Linked DNA regions of Homo sapiens: region 1 is linked to region 2. A link is a loop called in an ENCODE intact Hi-C map of the cell type or tissue named here. Cell type or tissue: heart right ventricle. All regions are shown on one strand. Each heading gives the region's core, and the rest is flanking DNA. Links, peaks and the distances in the headings are about the cores only.

Region 1 (8,335 bases), core at 133-8,132, 78 kb after region 2:
AGCCTGGCCAACACGGCAAAACCCCATCTCTACTAAAACCACAAAAAAAAAATTAGCCAGGCGTGGTGGTGCACACCTGTAATCCCAGTTACTCGGGAGCCTGCAGCAGGGGAATTGTTTGAACTCGGGAGGCGGAGGTTGCAGTGAGCCAAGATCCAGCCACTGCACTCCAGCCTGGACAACAGAGGGAGACTCCATTTCAAAAAAAAAAAAAAAAAAAATGGACTTATGCCCAGTGATTAGAGACAAGGCCCTTCACTTTCTCCGTGCCAGCACCAACATTCCAAGGGGCCCTCCATGTCTGCCTGAAGACCATGCCACCCAGAGACAAGGTTATAAGGCAAGAGCATCTTTCTTGTGTAAGGTGGGAAAGGGAAGCTGTGCCAAGGAAGGAAAGAAAGTAGGGCTGGCTTCCCCGGCATTCTCAGGCACAGCAGTTATAGGGAAGAGAACGTATGGAAGCTGAGGACCTAGAAACTAATTTTCTCAACACTCTCTGTGCACCTGTGTATGGCTCAGAAAGGACAGTGTTTTTGACGGAACAGTGGCTCCAGTCTAACAGCTACTGACTCAGATGGCCTCTGGCAGGCTCCACCTCCAGGCTAGTTTTTCCAGATCGCAGGGCTATAAAAACTGAAGAAAGAAACCAAACCCTGATCAACTAAAAGGGAAACCCACATATTACACGCCTTTTGATATGGGTAATACATCTGCAATACACAGCACCATGACATCTTCATGCCTGAAAAATGGAATCTGAACTAATCAAGACTCCAGGTCTAACTCTCAGCTTACAGGAAATACAGGGGACTGAGGAACAAGTTAGGCAGCACCACGAGGAAGTAATCAGCCAACATTCTAGAGACAAATGACCCAGTTTCTCCAACAAATTACTAGCATGAAAAAAAAAATGAACTGTTAAAAAATTAAAGAGACTTAAAAGATATAACAAGCAAATGCAATATAGAAACCTTGTTTGGACCCCAATTATAACAAAACAATATTAGATGACACCTTTAGAAAGATGAAGAAAATCTGAATATGGACTGGATGTTAGATCATAAAAAGGAATTATTAATTTGGTAGGTATAATGGCCATGTGATTATGTTTATTTTTAAAAAGTCATTCAGTTAGACATGTGTGTTGAATTTACAGGTGGAATTACATGTCATCTGGGATTAGCTTTTATAAAATATTCTAACCTCCCAAGAAGTTTTGGGGAGGACAGGTGAACTGAGATTAGCAAAATGTCAATAATGATTGAAGTTGGGAGATGGGTGTCTGGGATGCATTACAGGCTTCTATCCACAATTTTTACATGTTTAACAATGTCTATAATATGCTGGGTTCCATAACTCACGCCTGTAATCCCAGCACTTTTGGAGGCCTAGGCAGGTGGATCACTTGAGCCCAGGAGTTCAAGACCAGCCTGGGCAACATGGTGAAACCCCATCTCTGCAAAAACTCAAAAATCAGCCAGGCACGTTGGCACATGCCTGTAGTCCCAGCTACTTGGGAGGCTGAGTTGGGAGGATCACCTGAGTCCAGAGAAGTTGAAGCTGCAGTGAACCATGACTGTGCCACTGTACTCTAGCCTGGGTGACAGGGTAAGGCTCTGTCTCAAAAAAAAAAAAAAAAAAAAAAAAAAGGCCTATAAAAAAGATCTTTTAAGGGAGAAGGGGAGGAAAAAGTATATTTAGTTAGAGCCAACTATGTATTAGGCTAGGCCTGTGCTAGGCCCTTACCAAATAAGATCTTATTTCCCTAGTCCTGAGGCAGCTGTCAAATAAACCTCGATTGCTGTCTAAAGAGAAATGGGCATTTGATAAGCTGGGAAATAAATATGGCAGGTGATAAGAGGGAGGTGTTAGTGCCTGAGGAACACAGAGATGCATCTAGGTCGCAAGGGGAGGGACTGAAGACAGCCCTTGGCAGACACATGTCAGAATCAGTATGCCTCAATTTCCATTTCTCCTACTACATGCTACTTACCCCTGCAGCAAAGCCAAGACTTCCATCTAAGATCCGCCTCTGAAAATCAAAACAAGATGTTTCAGTTTCCAAGAGACAATAAGATGATGTTTCCTGGGACAAGAAGAAACCATAAGGCCCAAAAGAGCCACGCAAATAAAGACTGGCCGACTCCTGAGCTCGTGAGCTACTCAGTTTATACCATGGGCCAAGAACCACGGGGAAAGTCTTTGGTTAACTTTCCACCCACCCCATAGCCAATCAGAAGCGTTCTTTCAAGTGGTGCTTGGCTTGTCTTGGCCCTTGTGTTGTCTCTTACTCAGCTTTCCCTGTGAATTACAACTGTAAACCTTTAGTAAGTAGCCTGTCTACAAGTTGGGAATTACTGAGCGTTGGTGAGGAGCAGAGGAGCAGGTGGAACAATCAAAACCCTCACACAGGCCGGGCACAGTGCTCACATGTGTAATCCCAGCACTGTGGGAGGCTGAGGCGGGCAGATCACCTGAGGTCAGGAGTTCAAGACCAGCCTAGCCAACATGATGAAACCCCATCTCTACTAAAAATACAAAAAAAAATAGGCTGGGTGCAAGGGTTCATGCCTATAATCCCAGCACTTTGCGAGGCCAAGGCAGGTGGATCACCTGAGGTCAGGAATCTGAGGTCAGCCTGGCTAACGTGGTGAAACTCCATCTCTACTAAAAATACAAAAATTAGTCAAGCACGGTAATGCATGCCTGTAATCGCAGCTACTTGGCTGAGACAGGAGAATCCCTTGAACTCGGGAGGCAGACATTGCAGTGAGCCAAGATCATGCCATTGCACTCTAGCCTAGGCAACAAGAGCAAAACTCCGCCTCAAAAAAAAAAAAAAAAAAAACCCTCACACAATGGCGGTGCAAACGGGTACCACCATTTTGGCAAACTATTTGGCAGCACCGATGAGAGGTGAACACTATGTGTGCCACTCCTGAGTAATCCCATGACAGGAATGCACTTGTATTCAACAAACCCATGAAGAAAAATGTTCGGCAGTGCTAAGAGCCCAAAACTAGAAACTACCCAAACTCTCACCAACAGTAGGATGGATATGTTAACTAGGATACACTCATACAACAGGTACCATAATGGCGATGGGAACGCACACACATACTACAGTTACATCTTACAAACAGACAGGGACATTAAAGAAACTGGAAAACAAGTAGGGTAAAATCAGCCAGATGCAGAACAGTACGTACTATATGATTACTCCATCTAAATAAAGCACAGAAACAGGGAAAATATCCGTGCTGTTAGAGATCACATGGGAGATGACCCTTGGAGTAAAGGTTGGGGATGGTGAGATTGGAAGGGAGACTGAAGGCTCCTGATTGGAAGGGGCTGTGAGGTGAGGAGCTGGTACTGTTTTGTTTCTTGATCTGGGCTCTAGTTTCATGAGCACTTGTGGAAAGTTATCAAGCTGCATACTTATATTAGGTTGGTGCAAACCTAATAAAATGCACCAGCCTAATAAAATGTGCATTTTTCCATAAGCATCTTCTATTTCAATACAGATTTTTTTTTTTTTGCTATCTATCCATAGATGAATGGATAAACAAAATGTGGTATGTACATACAATGGAATAGTCTTCAGCCTTAAAAACAAAAGAAATTCTGGCACATGTTATAACGTGGATGAGCTCTATGGACATTCTTTGAAGTGAAAGAAGCCATGTGGTCTACAGAACTTTTCACCTTACAAAATTAAAACTCAGCTGGGCATGATGGTGCACACCTGTAATCCCAGCAGTCTGGGAGGCCGAGGCAGGCAGATCACTTGAGGTCAGGAGCTCAAAACCTGCCTGAGCAACATAGTGAAACCCCATCTCCACTACAAATACAAAAATTAGCTGGGCATGGTGGTGCACACCCGTAGTCTCAGCTACTTGGGAGGCTGAGGTGGGACGATCACTTGAACCCAGGAGGTGGAGGTTGCAGTGAGCTGAGATCATGCCACTGAACCCCAGCCTGGGTGACAGGGCAAGACTCTAGCTCAAAAAAAATAAAAAATAAATAAATAAAACAGCCTGGCCGGATGGGGTTACCAGCGAAACCCCGTCTCTACTAAAACTACAAAAAAAATTAGCTGAGCGTGGTGGTGTATGCATGTAATCCCAGCTACTCGGGAGGCTGAGGCAGAAGAACCTTTTGAACCTGGGAAGCAGAGGTTGCAGTGAACCAAGATCACGCCACTGCACTCCAGCCTGGGTGACAGAGCAAGACTCTGTCTAAAGAAAAAAAAAACAAACAAAAACAAAAAACCCTGAAACTCTGTACTCATTCAAGAATAACTTATTTCTGCCCTCCTCTGTGGCCCCTGGCAATCACCATTCTACAATGTGTCTCTGTGAATTTGACTTATCTTGGCATCTTATATACCTAGGTTCCAGATAAACCATGTTTCTGGATTGTGTGTTTTCTGATTTCCAGTCTCCAACCCATCAGCTCCCGGGGGCAGTGCAGCGCAGCAAGGGAGGTCGGGATTTTATTGTTGAAATCAAGGCCTGCTGTACTGGTCTCTAACACAAGAGTGCCTGACTTGTGAACTTCCTAAAGGTGTTTTCATTTCCAGATCTCCCTCACAACATGTTGAACTAGATCTTAAGTCACTTATTCATTTGCCGTTTCTACAATGTCTCAGGCTACCGAGGTGATCGATGCAGGGATTGTGCATTCATCAAGATACCCATGGATGGCTCCAGGGCTGCGGACTGAGGGTGATCTGGGTTGGAGAAAAGAATGCAATTTCAGGTATATGAGGTGAGTGTGGGTTGTGCAGAGGTGTGGGGAGGGCATATGGGTATGGGTATGTGTGCAAGTGTGGGTATGTGGGACTATAGGTAGAGCGTGTAGAAGGGGTGTAAGGATGGGGTTGTGGGAGGAGGGAGAGATAGGCTGTGGGGCCATGACAGTGAGTGAGGGCACTGGGAGTAGGATACAAGGAAGATGTAGGAGAAAGAAGTAAGAGTTTGCAGGGGGCCAGGGACATGGGTCTGTCTATATTCATCCCAAGGGGAAAGGAAACAACCTGGAGATGGGTTGAAAAAAAAGGGAACAGATGCCCCTTCTTCTCCCAAGGTCTTTCCAACCATCCCACCCAACTCAAGTCCACAGGGGAGGACAGTTACACCTGAAATCTAATGTTCTTCGGTCACGCATAGTACCACTTGCTCCAGGCCTGAAAGAAATTACATGGCAGGCCAGGCACGGTGGCTCACACCTGCAATCCCAGCACTGTGGGAGGCCGAGGTGGGTGGATCATCTGAGGTCAGGAGTTTGAGACCAGTGGTGAAATCCCACCTCTACTAAAAATACAAAAATTAGCCAGGCGTGGTGGCACATGCCTGTAATCCCAGCTACTCTGGAGGCTGAGGCAGGAGAATCACTTGAACCCGGGAGGTGGAGGTTGCAGAGAGCTGAGATCCTGCCACTGCACGCCAGGCTGGGCAACAGAGCAAGATTCTGTCTCAAAAAAAAAAAGAAAAAAGAAAAAAGAAAAGAAATTACATGGCAGGTAGAAATTAGGCAGCGGGCTAACGAAGCCTCAATAACTGGGCTTCTCACTTCCTATTCCCTTCAAGTCAGGCTGTCAAGGGTCAAGAGGGGAGATGATGGTGCATGAAGGTGTCTACAGCAAGCAGACATCTGTTCTCCCGGCCTGGCAGGGAGAAGGTGAGAAAATAAGAAGACAGCGAACAAACCCCAGTACACAATGCCTGGGGGTGTGGCCAGGGGCACTGAAAAGTCTACAAACCTGCTCCATGGAGTGGGACAGTGCCCCTTTACCAACGGGCTCCCCACCAACATCCAGAACCAAAGCAAGGCAACTCACCTGTCCACTAGAGAATACGAACACGAGAGCTGCCCCAGCTGCTGTCATCCCCCAGGTGAAGAAGGTCCCCAGCAAGGCCTGGAACACAGAGCTGTGGCCTTGGAGCATGCTGGATACAGCTGTGCAAGAGGAGCGAGAGGGTCAGCCACCGGTGGTCCGTTTCAGTGACAGGCGCATATTCTGACGGGTCCTAACACCCTGTGTGGGAGCTGGCCTCCCTCCAGGTTGACCGTATGCACCCTTCCACCACGCCATCTGTGTCCCTCAGCCACCCAGCACACAGGTCAGGCTTCTCTATCCAGGTCCCCCAGGAACTGGAAATCGTCTTAATCTGAAAGAAGGCACAGGGAGATGCCAGGGGAATCCACAAAAAAGGCTGCAACATTGAAAAGTGGTTTCAAAGAGAAGCACAAAGAATGTGGTTTATTCCAGAAGAAGGGGGCATAGGAGGGTCTGATGCAGCCTCCCCCACATAATCTGCCTCTTCTACCGTCTCTTGCCCACCATCCGCACTCAGCCTCCACCAAAGACAGGTGACTAGCTCAGGTGATGTCAACACGCTTCCAATCTTAATCCCCATCACATCTGCAACAGCGCACCTGCCCAGCCAAAGGGTAAACTCCACCAACCAACTTTTGATACCCACCAACCCCCGACTCTCCAATCCCGTTCTCCATCATGCCTGCACGAGCACCCAACTCCAGCTCAACTGAATTATTTATGGCACCTTCCACAAGCCCCAGACAATCCTGCCTCCAAGTCCCTGTTCATGCAGTTCCCTCCTGGAATACCTTCCTTGCACATTTCCAGCCATCAGAACCCGGAGCACCCTCTGCAGCCCACATAATGCCAACCTCACGACCAAGGCTTTTCTGGCCTTCCCCAGCCCTGTCCTAGCATGCAGCTTTGGTCCTCTCTCAGTGTGGCTTTGCCTCCATCTTTTACAGCCTTAGTTGCTTGAGGACGGGGACGGTGCTTTTTCACATTTGGCACCCCTGTAAAATAGGGCTTTGTAACCCCTGAAAAATATGTGCTGGATGGAAAAGGGCCAGCTTACCTGCACAGGACAGTCAGCAAGGACAAGCAAAAGGACCCAGGAATGGAATGTCCCCTGGTCAACTCAGCACCCTGCTGCTGAAGCTGAAGTTACACCACCGCCCACCAAGGAAAGGAAGGGAAGTACCACTCCCTCTCATTTCAGTCCAGAGAACCTCCTCCAGACTTTAACATGCTTAAAATTCTGGATCTGAGATGACAATCAGATCTCTCCCTGTGGAAAGTTACAAGGCAGAGAAACCCATTTGTTGAAAAGCCCTGTGTTCTGGTACACAAACACTGGGCTCAGGGCCTCATATCAAAGCCTCATTCATCTCCCTGATGGTCTGCCAGCACCCAGAGGGCTGGCTGGACACAACCACACTGGGCTCAGCCCTGCCAGTTCCCGGTGCTCTGTGAGGAGCCAGCAGCCCTGAGCCTGCAGATCAAGAGCTGAAGACGCTGCCTCGATTGACCCTGGAAGGAAACCATGGCAGAGTGTGGACGCAGCCCTTATGCCAAGCGGCTCAGCAACACACCCAGGCTCAAACCTAGGAAGGGTATAGGTCCAGGTGAGCCCAGGTGAGCCCTGGCTCAGCCCCTGTGCCAGAAACTCTGAGATAAATAGCATCTATGGAATCAGACTCTAGTTCCCGCACTCTAAACGAACTGCACCAACTGTGAAAACTGTGACCACGCCAATTAAAGAAAAAAAAAATCATTTTCAAAAAACTACTACCCTTTACATCCGTCATCTTGCTAAGCCACCCTAAAAAGAGGGGTTGGTCTTTGTTTTTAAACCAAGCCATCTGGACCATTACACCAATCATCTATTCCGAGTTGCTGTGGACAAAATTTCAAACAGCATTTACAAAGAACAGCACAAAGGGATCATCCTCTTAGTACTTATCATCCAAGACAGGGCATAACAAAAACACCTTTCTTTCCTGTATTTGAATGTGCCTCTTGACAGCTACAGAAGAGAGCAAACAATTTACATTTGCCAACAGGCCAAAGTCAATGTGGATCTTGTGGGCTGGTGAACAGAACAGAGGGAGCTCGTGGGTGTTCCTGGTGGTTAGTGGGATAGGGAAACACCCGTCTAAGCCTGTCCCCATGTATATCTGAGCACCCTCCTGAGTAAGAAAAAGGGACACAGAGGGAAGACCGAGGCCACCATCCTTTCCATCCCAACAGGAGCAGCATTGATCACGGGCAATGCAAGCCCAGTGCCCCTCGGAGAAGTTTCTTCTCTATTTGCTGTTTTAAATCCTCGCTACAAGGGTGGTCAGAGAACCAGCAGCACTGGTCCGGCTTGGGAGCTAGTTAGGAATGCAGAAACTCAGGTCTCACCCCAGACTTTCTGAATCAGGGTCTGCATTTTGTGGAATTCCATGGGGGATTCTTATGCACATTAAACTGTGGAAAGCAAAAGATTAAAACTGGTAAAACTTGGCC
Region 2 (8,335 bases), core at 183-8,182:
TGCTCCTCGGCTCCCAGAGGGCCGTCTTCTTGCCGTGTCCTCACAGGGTGAAGTAAGAAAGACAGCGAGCTCTCTGGTGTCTCTTCTTAAAAGGACACTAATCCCATATGAGGGCCCCATCCTCACGACATCATCTAAACCTAATTACCTCCCAAAGGTTCCCATCATACTGAGAGTTGGGGCTTCAACATACGAATGTGGAAGGTTTACAATTCTGGCCCTGGCAATAACCTAGGTATCCTGCCAGGTTGGCACTCCACTAGCAACTTGCTCAGTGGGTAAAATAAGTCTCATTATTTGAAGTTAAAGCGTAAGACACCTGGAGGTTTCTACTTCACCTGGTCAAGTCATTTGATCCTTAACTGTTGCTTTCAACAATCTCTCTGAGAAAAAGAGGCCACAGGCAATGGGGCAAAGATGGACTGTGGTCCTAGGGCACGATGTTATGGGCAGAGCTTTCTGGCCCATTCCCTTGGGAATATTGGAAGGAAAGGGGCCATCGGCTCATGGAATACCCAAACAGTCCACGAGAGGCAGGACCAGCAGACACTGCAATGTGGACCCCACGAAGATCACAGCACATAAGCACACCGACCTAACCCCCCAACACATATACACATGTCATGTTTTGTTTGTTTGTTTGTTTGTTTGTTTTAAACAGAGTCTCGCTCCTTCCCCCAGGCTGGAATGCAGTGGTGTGAACTCAGCTCAACTGCAACCTCCACCTCCCAGGTTTAAGCGATTCTCCTTTCTCAGCCTCCCAAGTAGCTGGGATTACAACTAATTTTTGTATTTTTTGGTAGAGAAGAGGTTTCACCGTATTGGCCAGGCTAGTCTCGAACTCCTGACCTCAGACGATCCGCCAACCTCTGCCTCGCAAAGTGCTAGGATTACAGGCGTGAGCCACCGTGCCCGGCCCACACACACAACGTTTTGTTAAGCCTGAACCCACAACTTGTGCAAATAAGAAACAGGACCAAAAAGTTATCCCCAGGAGCTTCCACAGTTCCTGATATAAGGGAACTGACACGTATCAAATACCTACTGCATGCCTGACTGTGTGTCTGATACTCTCTGCGTGTTATTTTATTTAACCCTCATGGCCACCCTCTCACAATTAATTTGGAGGCTGCTCAAGTGTCTCTGCGGTGCAGGGTGCCAGTCAGGATGGGCTGGGCTCTGCTGCAACAACAAAGCACCTTCCTGTTCTATATGCAGAGGCTCTGCCCGCTCCAGCCACCTAGGGACCTGCTCACAGAGGCTCCATCTCAACACGTGAGTCTGTGATCACATCACCACCTGAGTGACCTCAGCCATGGTGGCTCACGCCTGTAATCCCAACACTTTGGAAGGCCAAGGCAAGCGGATCACGAAGTCAGGAGATCAAGACCAGCTTGGCCAACAGGGTGAACCCACGTCTCTACTAAAAATACCAAAAAATATTAGCCAGGTGTGGTGGCGCAGGTCTGTAGTCCCAGCTACTCGGGAGTCTAAGGCAAGGGAATCGCTTGAACCTGGGAGGTGGAGGTTGCAGTGAGCCGAGATCACACCACTGCACTCCAGCCTGGGCAACAGAGCAAGACTCCGACTCAAAAAATAAATAAAAATAAAATAATAATAATAAATAAAATTATCATTAGCACCTACCTCACAAGACAATGCCTATAGAGAGCCTGGCACCGTGCCTGAGACAGGACACACACTCCATGACTGTGAGTCATTGTCACGACATGTCCCGTACAGAAAAAAAAGCTCAGAAAATACTCAGACAGCCAATGTTCCAACACATGGATAAGGGTGGCGTCCATGAGATGAGATTAAAAGTGTATTTTCCTTACCTGTTGGAGTTTTTATTCTCTACATTTCTTTATAAAATGAGCATACATAATTTTCATCATCAAGAAAAAGGGCAACATATAAATAAATACATCCAACATGAGAACACAAAACAAAGTTTTAAAAGAACTGGCCTTAATGGATCTTCTAGATCAGAGGTTTGTAAACTATGGATTGTGGGCCAAATCCAGCCAGTTTTGTACAGCCCACGAGCTAAGGATGTGTTTTACATTTTTAAAGGGTCTTGGAGAAGGGAAAGGAAGGGGAAGGGAGAAGAGGATGGGGAGGGGAGAGACAGCAGCAGATGCTGTGTGTGGCTACAAAGCCTAAAATATTTACTATCTGACCTTTTACAGAAAAAGTGTGTTCACCCTGCTTTAGTTCACCCGACCACCTGATTCTTCAGACAATAAGTACCCAAAGCCTTGGGTGCTTTACTTAGAATTCAGTTTGTAAACACACACACACACACACACACACACATGCACACACGCACCCCTACAAAAATTATCAGGAACACAAAGACCCTTGATATAAAATGATGAATATACAATTATCTGTCATCACACTGCAGACAGTACGTGATTGAGTCTCCTTTCCACCCAACCGTTCACACATTTAGGAAGCGTTTATTGCGGCGGGAGTTGTTAGGGGAGAGATTAAGGGGGCCTCAGCATCTCCATGTCCCAGGCACTGTTCTAAGCCTCGAGGATTCAATGATGAATAAAGCTCCAGGCTGAACACTCACTCTTTCCTGTAGCAAATCAGTTTCAGGGCCCCTCCGTGTCAGGCTCTGTGCCAGGCGCTGGGGATGCAGAGGCAAACAAGAATGATGACGCCACTGCCCAAGGAGCCTACAGCCCATCAGCGACATGGGCAGCTAAGCAACCACGCAGCACGGCGCTCAGTCAAGGGGCCACAGAGAGATTCAAAACCAAGACACAGGGCCGGGCGCAGTGGCTCACACCTGTAATCCCAGCACTTTCGGAGGCCGAGGTGAGTGGATCACGAGGTCAGAAGTTCAAGACCAGCCCTGTCAACATGGTGAAATCCCATCTCTACTAAAATCACAAAAATTAGCCAGGCGTGGTGGCACATGCCTATAATCCCAGCTACTCAGGAGGCTGAGGAGGGAGAATAACTTGAAACCGGAAGGCAAAGGTTGCAGTGAGCCAAGATTATGCCACTGCACTCCAGCCTGGTCAGCAAGAGTGAAACTCTGTCTCAAAAAAATAAAGCAAGACACAGCAGACACAGCCTCAGGGCAACGCCATCATCATCATGGACTAATGACAATGGCCAAAACCTGAAAAGGAAGGACTTGGCCTGGTGAAAGCAAAAGGAGGAAGGTGGTTCCTGGCAGAGGGAGAACACGAGAAAAGGCTCAAAAAGACAAACAGTGTGACGTGTGCTGAGAACCAGCTGCAGGAGCTGGTGGGTGGTTTGGGTGGTGGAGGACTGGCCTGAGCCCAAGCTAAGGAGGGAGGGAAGGAGGGAGGGGCCAGGAGGAGAACGGTGAACGAAGTCCAAGCTAAAGGGAAAAAGAGGAAAAAGGCCTGGACTTGATGGGAAGATAGCAAAGGATTTTGGACACGGAATGACATCGTCAGAAACATTTGTGGTTGGGCCAGGCACAGTGGCTCACGCCTATAATCCCAACACTTTGGGAGGCCGAGGCATGTGGATCACCTGAGGTCAGGAGTTCGAGACCAGCCTGACCAACATGGTGAAACCCCATCTCAACCATAAATACAAAAATTAGCGGGGTGTGGTGGCGTGAGCCTGTAGTCCCAGCTACTCAGGAGGCTGAGACAGGAGAATCACTTGAACCTAGGAGGTAGAAGGTGCAGCAAGCCAAGATCACACCACTGCACTCCAGCCTGGGTGACAGAGCGAGACTCAGTCTCAAAAAAAAGAAAAAGAAAAAGAAAAAGAAACATTTGTTGTTGGGGTTTGTTGTTTTTTTTTTGTTTTTTTTTTTTTGAGATGGGGTCTTACTAAATGGTCCAGGCTAGCCTCAAACTCCTTGCTTTAAGCAATCCTCCAGCCTCACAGCATCCCTAGTAGCTGGGACTACAGGCACCTGTCACTGCACCCAGCAGAAACATATTTTTAATAAGATTATTCTGGCTATTTCCTCTGTAGCCTTGCAGAGTGAAGGCACTTACAATGAAAGCTAGCCTGAAGCTCTACCCAAACAACCACACTGCCCTGACCAGGCCGCTCCCTCTGCCCGTGCCGACTGCCCAAGTGTCCTTCCAGCTCCTCCCATTCAGAGCTGAGCTTCACACATGTGGCTCCAGCAAGCTGTGGGCCAGATGAGCCACCAGCCTGGCTGCCCACCAGGTTCAACCTAATCAGGTGCTCCTGATTATAGGGACACCAGGATATAGACCCAAAAGAACTGAAAACGGTGCTCAAACAAATCCTTGGTCACTCATCTTACTAGCAGCACTATTCACAGTAGCCAAAAGGCAGAACCAGCCCAAATGTCCAGCAATGGATGAATGGAACACAGTATGGCACGCCCAAACACAGTGGAATATTCTTCATCCAAAAAAAGCAATGACGTTCTCGGCCAGGCACAGTGGCTCACGCCTGTAATCCCAGCACTTTGGGAGGCTGATGTGGAAGGATCACTTGGGCCCAGGAGTTCAAGACCAGCCTGGGCAACATAGTGAGATGCTGTCACTACAAAAAAAAATAAATAAATAAAATAGGCAGGCGTGGCAGCACATGCCTGTAGTCCCAGCTACTCAGGAGGCTAAGGCCGGTGGATCAGTTGAGCCTGGGGCCCTTAAGGCTGCAGTGAGCTGCCATTGCAATGCTGCACTCCAGCCTGGGTGACAGAGAGACCTGCCTCAAAAAAAAAAAAAAAAAAAAGGCAGGGGGGCGGGGTGGCTCACGCCTGTAATTTCAGCACTTTGGGAGGCCAAGGCGGGCGGATCACAAGGTCAGGAGATCGAACCCATCCTGGCTAACACGGTGAAACCCTGTCTCTACTAAAAATATGAAAACGAAAAATTAGCCAGGTGTGGTGGCGGGCATCTGTAGTCCCCGCTACGGGGGAGGCTGAGGCAGGAGAATGGCGTGAGCTTGCAGTGAGCCGAGATTGCGCCACTGCACTCCATCCTGGGGGACAGAGCGAGACTCCATCTCAAAAAAAAAAAAAAAAAAAGAAAAGCAATGAAGTTTGATACATGCTACAATATGGATCAACCTTGAAAACACAATGCTAAATGAAAGAAATCAGACCCAAAAGGTCACATATTATAGGATTCCAGTAATATGAAATGTCCAGAATGGGTAAATCCACAAAAACAAAGTGGATTAGTGTTTGCCAGGCGGTGGAGAGTAAGCGAAGAATGGGGAGATGGAGAGTGATGGCTTAATAGGCATGGGGTTTCCTTGGGGGGGTGATGAAAATGTGTGGAATTTAGATAGCAGTATTGGTTGCAGAAAATTATGAAGGTACTAAATGTCACTGAAGTGTTCCATTTAAAATTGTTAATTTTATGCTATGTGAATTTCATCTCAATACAACAAATTTTTTTTATTATACTTTAAGTTCTAGGGTACATGTGCACAACGTGCAGGTTTGTTACATATGTATACATGTGCCATGTTGGTGTGCTGTACCCATTAACTCGTCATTTACATTAGGTGTAGCTCCTAATGCTATCCCTCCCCACTCCCCCCACCCCACGACAGGCCCCAGTGTGTGATGTTCCCTACCCTGTGTCCAAGTGTTCTCATCGAATACAACAAATTTTTTAAGGAGCCCAGGAGATGAGTAGGTTCTGGAGCCCTCTCCACTCCAAGGTTTCGGTACTCTTCTCCCAGATGTTACAGCTTTCCAGACTCCTGCTGTGCTGCTACCTGCCTTTCTGGACTGACTGTGGTTCTCTGACTAGAGGGAGCATCTAAGTCCCCTGGAGATCTAGTTCAAAATGCAGGTGCCTGGGCCTCACCCCAAGAGCTTCTGAGGCACAGAGTCTGGGGTGGGGTCCCGGCACCTGCATTTTGTTAGGTGATTCTGGTGTGGTCTGAAGTTTGCAATCAATACAACCAGACCCTTTCTCCCTTTTCATCTTCGGACTGTTACTTAATCAACTGCAGGACAATTCTTCTTTCCCTCTTTTCTTAGTCTTTTGCAATAGGAGAAGACTTGGGCTTCAAAAAGAAACAGGAAGATACTTGAATTATGGAGAATGAAACATAACCCAGTAACTAAACAAAAGCGAGTTATAGGTAGCCTTCAATCAATGGTCACTGACCTTGGCTGAACGTCAGAGTCCTTACGGGAACTTTTTTAAAAGTACCTAGGCCGTACCATGGACACCATCAGTCAGAACCTCCAGAGGGAGGTCTAGATGTTAATATTTTTTCTAAAGCAACACAGGCAACTTCCCTGCTCTCCACCTCACCCTTTACTCAAAGGTCGCTCGAAAAATGCTTGTAGTAAATGGCAGTATGAGTCTCTAGCTTCTTAGGCAAACATAATTATGAAAGTAAATAAGGCATGAAAAATCAAATGACACAGGCAAATTTCAGATTAAGCTTTTCTTTTTGTCTCCTGCGTGTTTAATTATCTGTGCTTCATGTTTGTAGGGCCAAAAAAGCGGTCAATTGCAACGGGCATGGATCTGCTCCCCAAAAATAACTCACATGTGTAAAGCACTTTCAACTTCGATGCCGTAAGGAAGCGTTTTCCTAACAATGATCTCCTCTGATCTTCACAACCTCTCCAATTATTCTTTCATTGATTCATTCATCAAATACCTCCTGAGAACCTACTCTGTGCCGGGCACTGTGCTAGTGTACAGGACACTGCAGAGACATGACCCATCTGTGCCCTTGCCCCCACCTTCAGGCCCCCGGTACACAGGCACACAGGTGATGACAGCCCAGGGAAGGGAAGGGCCAGGACGAGGAAAGTACAAAATGAAACCAAGATATGGGGCAAGTCTGGAGAGCCTTGTGGGGAAGAAATGCACAAGATGCACCCCAAAGGGTAAGGAAGAGAGTCTGGCAAAACACCGCAGAGGCGGTGCCCCAGGCAGAGCTGGCGCAAAGGCAGGGGGGACAGGAAGGAAACCGGAAGGATGGCAAGAGATAAGCAGGGAGGGACCAGGCTGCAGACGGCAGTTAGGGCCAGATCAGAAGGACTCTGGGAAGCACTCTATGAAAACAGAACTGCAAATGGAAGGTAGAGGAGCCCTTGAAGGGGTTTCAGCCAGAAACACAATCAGACTCACAACCTGCGTGGGATACTCTGGGGGCCTGTGGAAAATGATCTGGAGCGGGGAGACGAAGGTACCCTGAACAGAGAGGTCACCAGGGCACATAGACAAAAGATCATTCGTACAAAAAAAGTAGAAAGAATGAATAAGTCCTGCTATACGACAGCATAACAGGGTGACTATAGTCAAAATAATTTAATTGTACCTCTGGTTTTCTGGTTTTCTTGGTTTTTTTTTTTTTGGATGGAGTTTCACTCTTGTTGCCCAGGCTGGAGTGCAGCGGCGCGATCTTGGCTCACTGCAACCTTCGCCTCCTAGGTTCAAGCAATTCTCCTGCCTCAGCTTCTCAAGTAGCTGGAACTACGGGCACCCACCACCATGCCCGGCTAGTTTTTGTATTTTGGGTAGAGATGGGGTTTCACCATGTTGGCCAGGCTGGTCTCGAACTCCTGACCTCAGGTGATCCACACGCCTCGGCCTCCCAAAGTGTTGGGATTACAGGTGTGAGCCACTGCCCCTGGCCCTAGTTGTACATTTTTAAATGACTGAAAGATGGCCAGGTGCGGTGGTTCACTCCTATAATCCCAGCTCTTTGGGAGGCCGAGGCGTGTAGATCACCCGAGGTCAGGAGTTTGAGACCAGCCTGGCCAACATGGTGAAAACCCATCTCTACCAAAAAATAGAAAAACTAGCCGGGCGTGGTGGCAGGCGCCTGTAGTCCCAGCTACTGGGGAGTTTGAGGCAGAAGAATTGCTTGAACCCGGGAAGCAGACGTTGCAGTGAGCCAAGATCATGCCACTGCACTCCATCCTGTGACAGAGCAAGACTCTGTCTCAAAAATAAAATAAAATAACTAAAAGAATATAATTGGATTATTTGTAACATAGAGGATAAACGCTTGAGGGAATACCCCATTTTCCATGATGTGATCGTTATACGTGACTATATCAAAACATTTAATGTGCCCCATATACACCTACTACGCAGCCACAAAAATTTAAAAAACTTTTTAAACAAAGGATCGACTGAATAAGTATTTAAATCAGGGATCAGCAAACTGTTTCTGCAAAGGGTCAGATAGTATTTCCCAGTTTTTTTTTTTCTTTTTTAACTTTTATCTTAGAATCAGGGGGTACGTGTGCGGGTTTGTTACAAAGGTATATTGTGTGATGCTAAGGTTAGGAGTAGGACTGAACCTGTCACCCAGGTAGTCAGCACAGTACCCAGTAGGTAGTTTTGCTGCCCTTGCCCCCTGT

What was found. Hi-C counts contacts between places; a loop is a spot of excess contacts. Peaks named below come from ENCODE experiments on the same cell type or tissue, not always from the same donor. Only the 100,000 strongest peaks of a DNase experiment are listed, where the experiment ranks them.
Region 1: it touches region 2 in a loop (4-fold over the local background); 6 of 110 quality-filtered maps call a loop at or near these places.

What each region holds. Positions count from the first base shown.
Region 1 is chr17:73,082,815-73,091,149 of GRCh38, forward strand. It overlaps SLC39A11 (solute carrier family 39 member 11), which reads right to left. Exons shown (of 10, transcript NM_139177.4): 2 at 5,843-5,961; 3 at 1,994-2,032. The coding sequence starts at 5,950. Among named protein-coding and RNA genes, the nearest start is that of SLC39A11, 5.7 kb to the right of the region's middle. RefSeq lists enhancers at 6,831-7,331, 7,332-7,832. In heart right ventricle, for the core only: no CTCF peak of the experiment used is centred there; no DNase peak of the experiment used is centred there.
Region 2 is chr17:73,004,360-73,012,694 of GRCh38, forward strand. All of the region lies in intron 4 of SLC39A11 (solute carrier family 39 member 11), which reads right to left. Among named protein-coding and RNA genes, the nearest start is that of SLC39A11, 84 kb to the right of the region's middle. In heart right ventricle, for the core only: no CTCF peak of the experiment used is centred there; DNase peaks (open chromatin) are centred at 3,305 and 4,371.